Regions from separate parts of the Homo sapiens genome. Here region 1 is linked to region 2. A link is an interaction called in ENCODE POLR2A ChIA-PET data of the cell type or tissue named here. Cell type or tissue: GM12878. All regions are shown on one strand. Each heading gives the region's core, and the rest is flanking DNA. Links, peaks and the distances in the headings are about the cores only.

Region 1 (5,000 bases), core at 1-5,000, 150 kb after region 2:
GGGATTACAGGCATGTGCCATGCCTGGCTAATTTTTGTATATTTTGTAGAGGCAGGGTTTCGCCATGTTCCCCAGGCTGGTCACGAACTCCTGAGCTCAAGCAGTCCACCTGCCTCAGCCTCCCAAAGTGCTAGGATTACAGGCATGAGCCATTGTGCCCAGCCCTATCAACGTTATCTTAATGAATTACTCACAACTTGCCTTTTCTTTTTCTCTTAATAATATGTGTTAGAGATCTTCCATGTCCAGATGTTTACCTAGAAAATATGTTTCTTAGAGCTGGCATTTGTGAAAAACTTAGCTAGCATAAGGTTGAAGTTTATGGAACAGTCTTGAACTGCTGTAAACTGACCTGAGTGGAACTCAGTCCCATGGCCTTGGCACCATTCACACCATCCTTTAAACAGCTATTCTAGTGAATAGAAGCTCTTTACTAAGGTGTAGGGAGTCTCTGGAACATGCAGGTCAACAGTTGCTTGTTTTCTTAAGATAAGGTCTCACTATGTTGCCCAGGCTGCAGTGCAGTGGCACAATCATAGCTCACTGTAACCCCAAACTCCTGGGCTCAGGCGATCCTTCCACCTCAGCCTCCTGAGTAGCTAGGACTACAGGTGTGCGCCATGATGCGTGGTGTGTTTTCTTTTTGAGATGAAGTCTCACTCTGTTGCCCAAGCTGGAGTGCAGTGGTATGAGCTTGGCTCACTGCAACCTCCGCCTCCCAGGTTCAGGCGATTCTCCTGTCTCAGCCTCCCGAGTAGCTGGGATTACAGGTGCCCGCCACCATGCCTGGCTAATTTTTTGTATTTTTAGTAGAGATGGGGTTTCACCATGTTGGCCAGGCTGGTCTCAAACTCCTGACCTCAAGTGATCCACCCGCCTTGGCCTCCCAAAGTGCAGGGATTACAGGCATGAGCCACCACACCCGGCCGCTCCGTGTGTTTTCTGTTTAAAAATTAGAATATGAAATCTAGAGGCTTTTCCTTTTTTCCTGATCTTTGTCATTACTGAACTATGAAAGAGCTCAATCACATTAATGACTTAGGATGCCCCTTAGGACTGTGATTTGGAAGCTGTGCTCCATGGAGCTCCTTTAGGGCCAGCTGCTGGATGGATGGATGGATGGATGGATGGATGGGCGGGCATCTCTCCCTGCTCTCTCTGCATAGCTCCTTACTTAGCTCTTTTATGTATTGGGCTTCCACTAGTTGTTTGTGGCCAAAAAAAATAGAGCCACTGCCTTTATAAGATAACTTGAGAACTCATGCTTGGCCTGTCCTGCCTAGCAGGTAGTGTGGTCACATTTCTACCCTTTATGGCTATCCTACTTGGCATTTATTAAACTTAGCAGAGTGGACCAGACTGAATTTAACAAAATTGTGGCATTATTTAACTACAATTGATCTAAAACTGCTCTTCCTCTCTGAAGTATTAACCTTGCTTAGGTTAAGCATTTAGAGATAATTTCCCCTAATCAGGAAATGAATCATTTGAAATCAGCTTGAATCTTGAAGCTGAAGATTTTATTTAAACTCTTGCTTGAGGGGTCTTACTGTGTGGTTGTATGTCTATCTTCTGTAGTACAGGTGATGTATAATATTGCCTAATTCTGGGATGCAACATGGTTTTGAAAGCACATTCCCCAGCAGTGTCTTGTGGTTCAAGACAGGGCTGTGATGTCTCACGTTACCAGTGAGGAAGCTGAAGCAAAGAGTGTTGACTTGGCCAAAGCCACACAGCTCGCAGGAGGCAGATCCAAGATTGACTTCTGACCAGCCTTGCACCAGGCCACCTCAGAGGGTTTCTATATAATAAGGGAGGACAGCCAGGTGCGGTGGCTCACGCCTGTAATCCCAGCACTTTGGGAGGCCGAGGCGGGTGGATCACAAGGTCGGGAGTTTGAGACCAGCCTGACCAACATGATGAAACCCCGTCTGCACTAAAAATACAAAAATTAGCTGGGTGTTGTGGCGGGCGCCTGTAATCCCAGCTACTCAGGAGGTTGAGGCAGGAGAATCACTTGAACCCAGGAGGCGGAGGTTGCAGTGAGCCAAGATCGTGCCATTGCACTCCAGCCTGGGTAACAGAGCGAGACTCCGTCTCAAAAAAATAAAAAATAAGGGAGGACATTAACAAGATAGAGAAACTTAAGCTCGTATTTGAGGTTATAGGACTATTACATATGAGATAGAAATAGGAGTCTTCAGGTACTGTCTGTCCATAGCTTTAGAACATCACATATTCCTAAATAAGAGTTAACAGACTTAGGCCCTGGAAAGTTAGTCCTTCTACAGCTTCTTTTTTTTTTTAACTGCTCCTTGTGGAGCAGGGATACCCTATAGGTAGTGTGCCCAGAGTAGCCCTTGAACTTCTGCTGCACATATTATTACCCTGGTTTTAGAAAAAGAAGGAAATCATCTTTTTTTGTTTTTTCTTTCTCCAAATGGTCTCACTGCTGGAGTGCAGTGGCACGATCATGGCGCACTGCAGCCTTGACCTCCCTGGGCTCAGTAATCCTCCACCTCAGCTTCCTGAGGAGTAGATGGAATCACAGGCACACACCACCATGCCCAGCTAATTCTTTGTGTTTTTTGTATGGATGGGGTTTCTCCATGTTGCCCCAGCTGGTCTCGAACTCCTGGGCTCAAGTGATCTACCCGCTTCAGACTCCCAGAGTGCTGGGATTATAGACGTGAGCCACTGTACCTGGCCTTATAAAGTATTAAATGTTCTTTAAAATGTAGAAGAGTATAAAGGAGAAAAGAAACCACCTGTCTATTGAAATACAACCACAATGTTTTGTTTTGCTTTCTTTTTTTTCTCTTTCTAATTATAGACTTAAGGGAATTCTGACACTTCTCTGAAACCCTTTTCCTCTTTCTCTCTCAGTTTGCCAGGCAGTATAGCAGGAATGAGCCCCTGACCTTTGCATGGTTACGCCGATACATCAAATGGCCTTTACTTCCACCTAAGAATATTAAAGACCTCATGGATCTTGAAGCTGTCCACGATGTCTTGGATCTTTACTTGTGGCTAAGGTACCAACATTTTTCCTTTATGTGCTCTCATTTTTCTAGTAGGACAAATTAAAGGTTTTATGAATTTGTTTTTCTATTTCAAATTATGGACATATTTGCAAGATGCTCTATATTATGTCTATTGTCCATAAAGGCAATTCAACTGATGGAATGGTTTCCCATTCCAAAAATGACTTGAGTTCTTGCAATTCTAGTTAAGATGGCTAGGTGAGAAGGAAGGTCCACTGGACTCCTGCTGGTCAAAGGATGGTCCTTGGACCAAAAGCATTGGTATCACCTGGGAGCTTGTTAGAACTAAGGAGTATCAGGCCCATGCCTGACTTGATCAGATTCTGCATTTTAACAAGATCCCTGGGTGATTCACTTGTACATTATCATTTGAGAAGTCCTGTTCTAGGCCAGTGATTCTCAAAGGAGGGGCATGTCCCTCTCCAGGAGTATATCAGAGTCTATTGAGGTATAGTGCTGACCCACCCTCAGGATGACATATTCCTCCGATATGTGGGGGCAGAAATCAAGGTTGAGCAAAGGCACTGAAGAGAGTTTGCAAAAAGAACATTTAGAATTTATCAATGTCATGATGTAGGTGTGCCATTGAGAGTTGTCCAGTGACTGCGATAAGAGCTGTTGCTATAATGCTAATGTGTCTTTTTCCCAGCTACCGATTTATGGATATGTTTCCAGATGCCAGCCTTATTCGAGATCTCCAGAAAGAACTAGATGGTATTATCCAAGATGGTGTGCACAATATCACTAAATTGATTAAAATGTCTGAGACGCATAAGCTGTTGAATTTGGAGGGCTTTCCATCAGGGAGCCAGTCACGATTGTCAGGAACCTTAAAGAGCCAAGCTAGAAGGACACGCGGCACCAAAGCTCTAGGGAGTAAAGCTACTGAGCCACCCAGCCCCGATGCAGGAGAGCTGTCCCTTGCTTCCAGATTGGTGCAGCAAGGACTCCTCACTCCAGACATGCTGAAACAGCTAGAAAAAGAGTGGATGACACAACAAACTGAACACAACAAAGAAAAAACAGAGTCTGGGACTCATCCAAAAGGGACGAGAAGAAAGAAGAAGGAACCTGATTCGGACTAGTTTTCTGTTCCTGTTTTTTTTTTTTTATTTAATTTTGCAAATAAAAATTTATTTTGAATCCTTTTTCCTCATATGCATTTACTCCCTCCTCTAGTATTGTGGCTATCTGGTACTGGGGGATTTTTGGTGTGTGTGTGTGTTTGTGTGTGTGTTTGTTTGTTTTTTCTTTTTTTGCACAGAAAAATCTCTCTTGATGACTAAACTTGTTTTTTTTTTTTTCAACATTTAGAAAATACTAGGATATCATGGAGGTTTAATTTAAGTCTTTATATAATGGCCATTTGTAGAATAGTACTAAGACAGTGCACTATAAGGAACTCTGCATGGGAATAAAATCACTTTGGTGAATTGTTTGACCAGTTTCCTATGCCATGCTGAGGATGTCATGGATGCAGTTCTTTGACAAACATTGCTGTCTGTTGTACCCATATACCAGAGGCTATTTAGGTGCTGGAAATATGCAGTAAGCAAGACTGACAATCTTCTACCCTCATGGATCTCATATTTGGTAGGAGAGACAGGAACAGGTTAACAAATAAATCCTGTCAGATCGGTGAGGGCAGAGATTGTAGTCTATTTCACTACTGCATCCACAGTATCTGGAATATAGCAGAAGCAAAATCATTCTTTGTGAGATGAATGGGTGTAATTTTAGAGATGAATGCTAGAAAGAATAAGGAAAGAGTGATGCTGAGTGGCAGGGAAGGGCTGTTTTAGGTAGGGTGGTCTTCCCTTGTCCAAAGGCCAGCCTACACTTGTTCAACGAAGTTTTCAACCCTGTTCAGAAACCTAGCTAAAAGGGGTTTAAAGATGGAAGCTTTGGAGTTAGACAGATGTGGTTCCTTTTCATATCACAGCTTAGCAGCCTTGC
Region 2 (6,596 bases), core at 873-5,872:
AGTATGTAATATGATATTGGGTTGTGTCAGCAGAGTAGAGGCATGGAGAGGAACAGGCCGGTAGAGGTGGTAGGCTATTTTCGATAGGAAAGAATGGCAGGGAAGACCACTGTCACCTGTGAGGTGACATTGAGTTGCAGAAGTAGTGATTTAGTGAGGAGAAAAAGCACCAAGCCCCTGAGGCAGGAATATGATTGGTAAGTTCAAAGCACACGGAAGGGGACAGATGATGTGTCTCACCCACCATGACCTGGGCTGGGAGCTGGGTATCAGGCCTCTTGGCCCAGAGCTGCTGGTCTGGAGTGGGGAAGGTGGTGGGGAGGAGATTTCTCCCGCTTCTGGTCAAGGGTTTCACTTCCTTCAGCCTTGCTTCCCCCATTGTTCAGCTGGGGTGGAGGCTGGTTACCCCTGGCTCTGGCTGGAGCAGTCCAGTGCCATTGTCATTGTCTTTTCCATACAATAAGAACAGAATTCCGTCCTTTCTTTGCTGCTGGCTTTAAACCTCCAGGTCCTAAAGCCCCTTCTCTCACTTCTTTGTTAATCTCAGGGTGTGCCTGAGGCTTTTCACTCTGCCTCCGCTTTCACCACTGCCTGGTGGCTGGTGCGTGGGCTTCTTACCTGGCTCCCTCCTTCACCTCCTGCGAGTCTTCCTTCTTGGATGAGCGCCCCGACCACCTTACTGAAGGAACATGCACTCCTCTCCCAGCTGCCTTTGTACCTTGCTCCTTTCCCCCACGGCATGCTGTAGAATTTCCTTAGGCATTATGTGTTGTTCTGGGTCTCTGTCACCCTCACTGCTATCTACTAGATTGTAAGCTCCACGAGGGCAAAGATGGGTACTTTTTGTTCATGGATATAGCCCAAGCACCTAGAGCAATGCCTGCCACACAGTAGGTACTCAAAAAGTATTTGCGGACTGAAATGAATAAACAAGTGAATGGGTTGTAGGGTAGAATCCTAAATGGCTGAACTGGAAGACTCGCACAGGAATTCCCCTGTGCTGCCCCTACGAGGGAACTGAGATGCAGAGAACAGAAAGGAATTCTTTAGAGAATCGGATGGGAGGCTGGACACAGAGCTTGCCCTCAGGAAATTTACACGAATTGGGGGTGGGGTGGGCAGTGCCACCTCCTTGCACAACTCCAGGGGGTGTCATTTTCATTGAACACAGTATAGGTGGTGCTCCTGGAGTGGTGCCTGGCCTGGGGGTGAGGTAGTTGAGGAGAGACTGTGGCCGGACCATGGTGTGGGGCTCAGAAGAGAGAGTGCAGGTGTGACAGCTCAAAGGGCCCAACCCAAGAAAGAACATCACCAGCCCAGGGCCAGGAAGGGTGTGGTGGAGGATGGGCACCACGGTCAACACACAGAGATCCAACACACACACTCCCAACACCATCTCTGGTGTTTTCTATGCCCAGCACAAGGCCTGGCCAACCCAGTAGGTGAAGTCGCCCAAGGTGCCCAGTAGGTGAAGTCTTTTATTCTTGTTGTTGTTTTGAGACAGGGTCTTGCTCTACCGCCCAGGGTGGAGTGTAGCAATGCTGTTTGCATTGGGCTGACTGAAGCCTCAATAGGGCTCACTGAATCCTCGATCTCCCAGGCTCAAGTGATCCTCCCACCTCAGCCTCCAGAATTTCTGGAACAACAGCTGCAGGCCACTACGCCTAGCTAATTTAAAAAATTTTTTTTTATAGAGACGAGATTTCACCATCTTGCCCAGGCTGGTCTTGAACTCCTGGACTCAAGCAATTCTCCCACCTCAGCCTCCCAAAGTGCTGGGATAACAGGCATGAGCCACCGTGCTGGGCCTAGGAGGTGAAGTCTTGATGAGGGGCTGTGATGGTCTGGCTTGGGAGCAGAGCTGAGGTTTGCTCTAGCACCTGGCCCTCTTGTCCAGTGGGGCTCACTCCTCTTGACTCTGTTCCCCTTGCTGCTGGCTCTTCACTTTGCTGCCTGATAGAATCTAAAATCCCCTGGGGAATTTTAGAAAACATGGGATGCGAGGGGAGTCAGGGGGCACATCCTCGGGGATTTCCATTCAGGTGGTGAGGAGCGGGACTGGACATCCCCTCACCACGTGATACTTGTGTTAGCCAGGCTTGAGAACCCCTGCTCTAGAAGCTGTCCCGGTGACATGGAAGGACCCGGGTAAAAGATTCATAACCCTGTAGTGTTATCCACACAACTGGTGGGTTCGGCCACTTGGTGGGTATCAGTTCAATGACCGCCACCAGAGAGGATGTAGCAAGGGGATTTTATGACTTGTAACAAGTCCCAAAGCAGTGTCCCCCTGAGCCGGGGACTGGGTCACGTTTTATAAGCATAGGGTAGTGATCCGACTGGATCCTGCCATGCAGTGCCTGCTTCTTCTTTTTTTTTTTTTTTTGAGATGGAGTCTCACTGTGTCACCCAGGTTGGAGTGCAGTGGCGCAATCTCAGCTCACTGCAACCTCCACCCACCAAGCTCAAGCAATTCTTTTTTTTTTTTTTTTTTTTGAGATGGAGTCTGGCTCCGTTGCCCAGTCTGGAGTGCAGTGGCGCAATCGCGGCTCACTGCAAGCTTCGCCTCCTGGGTTCACATCATTCTCCTGCCTCAGCCTCCTGAGTAGCTGGGACTACAGGTGCCCGCCACCACGCCCGGCTAACTTTTTATACTTTTAGTAGAGATGGGGTTTCACTGTGTTAGTCAGAATGGTCTCGATCTCCTGACTTCATGATTCCCCCGCCTCGGCCTTCCAGAGTGCTGGGATTACAGGCGTGAGCCACCAAGCCCAGCCTCAAGCGATTCTTGTGCTTCAGCTAGCTGGGATTACAGACAAGCACCACCACACCTGGCTACTTTTTGTATTTTTAGTAGAGACAGGGTTTTGCCATGTGAGCCAAGCTGGTCTCGAACTCCTGGCCTCCTGTGATCCACCCACCTCAGCCTCCCGAAGTGCTGGGATTACAGGCATGAGCCACCACGCCTGGCCCAGTGTCTGATTCTTCATTCAGCCCCCACTTGGGTTCCCCTGTGGTTGCAGGCTTGGTTCATCTGCGCATGCTCAGGTTTTGTGACCCGAGGGTCTGAGGCAACTGGGAAACAACTCACATCTTTGTTACATAAAAGCTCATTCTCAGTAAACTATCGCAAGAACAAAAAACCAAACACCGTATATTCTCACTCATAGGTGGGAATTGAACAATGAGATCACATGGACACAGGAAGGGGAATATCACACTCTGGGGACTGTGGTGGGGTGGGGGGAGGGGGGAGGGATAGCATTGGGAGATATACCTAATGCTAGATGACGAGTTAGTGGGTGCAGCGCACCAGCATGGCACATGTATACATATGTAACTAACCTGCACATTGTGCACATGTACCCTAAAACTTAAAGTATAAAAAAAAAAAAAAAAAAAAAAGCTGAACCAGATTGGTCTGATGCAGTTACAGTGGCTCCGCAGAGAGCATTCAAAAGAATTGATGAACTTGAATGGGAATAAATGACACCTTAATTTTCATGAACCTCCAACTGAAATTGAGTGTTTTCTTCCGTTATGAATGTAAATGTCAAACCACAGCAGTGTCAACAGTACCTGTGACTTTGTCACCCTAGAAATCAGATCTTCTCATATCATTTTATGGTTGTTGTGGGTATCTTGAAATATGATTTAAGCTCATCTGCACTTAAAAAGTAAGATGATTATTAGATTCCTCCTAGATTTTGTTATTTAATGCATTAATGAAGATGCACATATATCACCATATCACAAATTTTACAATATTTTTGGCTACTGGCATTCAACATAATTGTTTCAATAGAAATCCTATGTATCTTAGATTTTTTTCTTTTCTTTTTTTTTTGAGACGGAGTCTCGCTCTGTCGCCCAGGCTGGAGTGCAGTGGCATGATTTTGGCTCACTGCAACCTCTGCCTCCTGGGTTCATGCCATTCTCCTGCTTCAGCTTCCCAAGTAGCTGAGACTACAGTTGCCCGCCACCACACCTGGCTAATTTTTTGTATTTTTAGTAGAGATGGGGTTTCACCGTGTTAGCCAGGATGGTCTCAATCTCCTGACCTCGTGATCCACCCACCTCGGCCTCTCAAAGTGCTGGGATTACAGGCGTGAGCCACTGCACCCGGCTATGTTAGATGTATTTTAAGACAGCATTCTGAGAAGGGGGTCTGTAGGCTGGCCAGATGGCCAAAAGGGCCCCTGATCAAAGCAAAGATCTTCGGAAGGTAAAGAACATTCAGAGGAGGCTCCTTGTCCCCAGAGAAGGCAGAGTGGTATGTAGTGGACACAGTAACTCCCTCTCTCTTCCTGTGTGGCCTGCAGGCAAAGGTCACACCGCTCACGGTCAGGGCTGTCTCACTTCCGTTTGGGGTGAGAGCACCCCCTCACTTACTCGTTTCTCATTTTTTGGCAGAAGTGCCCCTTGGCCTCCCATGGCAGCCCTGGGGGAGGGCAATAGGGCTTTTTTCCAGCCTTGTTAACCCAAGGGGGAGGGGGCAACCCAAACAGTGAGGGAATGAGAAGAGCTTGGACTGGAGGAGAGCAGTTGTTCCTTGAGCCTCGACAGGTAGATGCTGACCGCCAGCTCCTTGCTGCCCCTCACAATTCCTTCCTGCCCTGATTGCTAGTGTTCCCGCCAGAGGAGGGACCTGGGAGACCCACTGATGCCTGCTGGCGCTCCTTTAGAGCCCTTCTGCAGCTCGGCAGACGCTTGGCCCCTGTGATCCAAGCCTGCCCCAGGCACAGTCCCCCACCCTCAGGGAGCTCACAGTCTGGCCAGGGGATCTGAGCCAAGAACTCAGAGTAGGAAGAGGTTTGCAGCTGGGGCCTGGTACAGGTGTGTAGAGCAAACCAGAAACAAATGGGTTAACTTCAGATGATGTTTCTACTCTCTCACACCCACCCTGGGTTGTCTGGTGCGTGGCTGAGCTGAGTCTTAAAGGCTAGATAGAGTCTTAGCTGCCCAACTCACAGCAGTACCCTTTGGATCCACCTGCCCCTGTGGGTGGGCACACATGCTGTGTGGGGCGTGCACAACAGTGACCAGTTGGCGAGAGGTGGTGGTGTCACCACAGGGGAACTTGACCTCCTGGCCCAGCAGCCTAAAACAGAGGTTGATTAAAGCAAAAAGAATCATAGTTGTGGATGGCTGGAGACCTGGGTGTCTGAGGAGATGTCTGAGGTGCGAGTGAGAGGTGCCTGAAGTAAACGACAGACCCAGGAAGTGTCTGCCGTGCTGCTCGGAGCCACGGAACAGGGCCCTTAGACTGGATCTTTTTTCCCTTGGAGTCCGGGAACTCTTTCAGCCCTCTGGCGAAAGCTGCAGAACCATCTCCTCAGGAAAATACACATGTATCATCCAAATTCTGTACCCCATTGTAGAGGTTCTCTTCCCCATGTTTGGAGGAGGAAGAGGCAAAGTTAGAGAGGTGGATGAATTTCCCACGATCGACGGCTCGGCAGCAGGGGGGCAGCAGAGCCAGGACCTCAGGTCCCTGGCAGGTTTAGTGTGCCACGCTTTCCCTTCCCCTTATTGTCTCCCTGGAGAGGAGGAAGTGGGCTGGGGCCGGCGGGAGCCCACATGCACTTCCAGTTCCACACCATGCTGGGGGAAACTAACTGGTAGATAAATAAACACGGGACAGCGCAGGTACAAAAGGCGGCAGAGGCCTTGGGTCCACCCCAGTTCTCACCCTCTCCCTGACTTCTTGATTCCAGTGCAAAAGATCAGCAGCTCTTCTCCCTGAGGCCTAACCTGTGACTTCCTCCTCCTGGGGAAGGTAGAAAGACTTGTCTTCTGGCCTGTTCTCTAAGACCTCCCTTTTCAAGCAATGGAAGCATTCAGAACTTTAACAAGAACCAACCACAGTGACCCCACAGTGTCTGTCCTCGCTGAAATCTGAAAGCAAAGTGGTCAGAGTCGTTTGTGCCCAGGCTTCCTGGAAGTGGTGTCTTCTCAGCACGAGTCGAGCAGCCCAGGACAGACTCTTCTCCCTGACTCCTCTTGGCTTTAGAGGAGAGACTGCTGGTGACAAAAGGAACCTACTGGAAATAAGTGGAGGATCACCCACAGTCTCCCAGCTGCCTCCACCTACAGATAAGGAGGAAAGGGTGGGGAATGTGCTTCTAGTGAGCTGAATCCCAGCCTGGACTCAGGGCTGATCCCCATCCCCAAAGGGCTCAGAAGTGATTCAGGCTGCAGGCATCCCAAGTTGAGGTTCAAGAGAGTTATGCCCAGGAGCCCTGGATTTTCTGAGTTGGTATTCATTTCATATATGTGGTTACCCTTTTGTTGTTGGGTCTCGGTTACTGATTTGAAAAAATTTGTCATTATTAAGGGTCTAGGGCACAGTCCTGGGGTGCCTGGTATGGGCAGGAGTTAGTGGTTTCCTTGCGAGTATATGGCTTTGAGAGTTCTGTCCCCAGCCTTCCCTGTTGCGGCTACACTGGTTTCTGTTAATATCACTTCACTGTGGACTTCACTATCATTCTTCTCTGTTTTCTGTTTTCCTTCTTGCCCAACTTTAGCAACCACCAAAGGGATGCCAACTCCTCGTACCTGCCTCCAATTTTTATTTCATGGTCAAATTTTACTAA

The links. ChIA-PET counts read pairs that join two places held together with the same protein. Peaks named below come from ENCODE experiments on the same cell type or tissue, not always from the same donor. Only the 100,000 strongest peaks of a DNase experiment are listed, where the experiment ranks them.
Region 1: POLR2A ChIA-PET joins it to region 2 with 9 read pairs; 6 of 35 experiments call an interaction of 5 or more read pairs at or near these places.

The regions. Positions count from the first base shown.
Region 1 is chr10:69,204,907-69,209,906 of GRCh38, forward strand. It overlaps SUPV3L1 (Suv3 like RNA helicase), which reads left to right. Exons shown (of 15, transcript NM_003171.5): 14 at 2,887-3,035; 15 at 3,694-4,187. The coding sequence ends at 4,129. Among named protein-coding and RNA genes, the nearest start is that of HKDC1, 13 kb to the right of the region's middle. In GM12878, for the core only: no CTCF peak of the experiment used is centred there; no DNase peak of the experiment used is centred there.
Region 2 is chr10:69,051,917-69,058,512 of GRCh38, forward strand. No RefSeq gene overlaps it. Among named protein-coding and RNA genes, the nearest start is that of SRGN, 33 kb to the right of the region's middle. RefSeq lists enhancers at 805-1,306, 1,307-1,806, 1,936-2,095, 4,655-4,804, 5,015-5,194 and 3 more and a silencer at 2,946-2,995. In GM12878, for the core only: a CTCF peak has its summit at 5,478; no DNase peak of the experiment used is centred there; H3K27ac peaks cover 4,724 bases.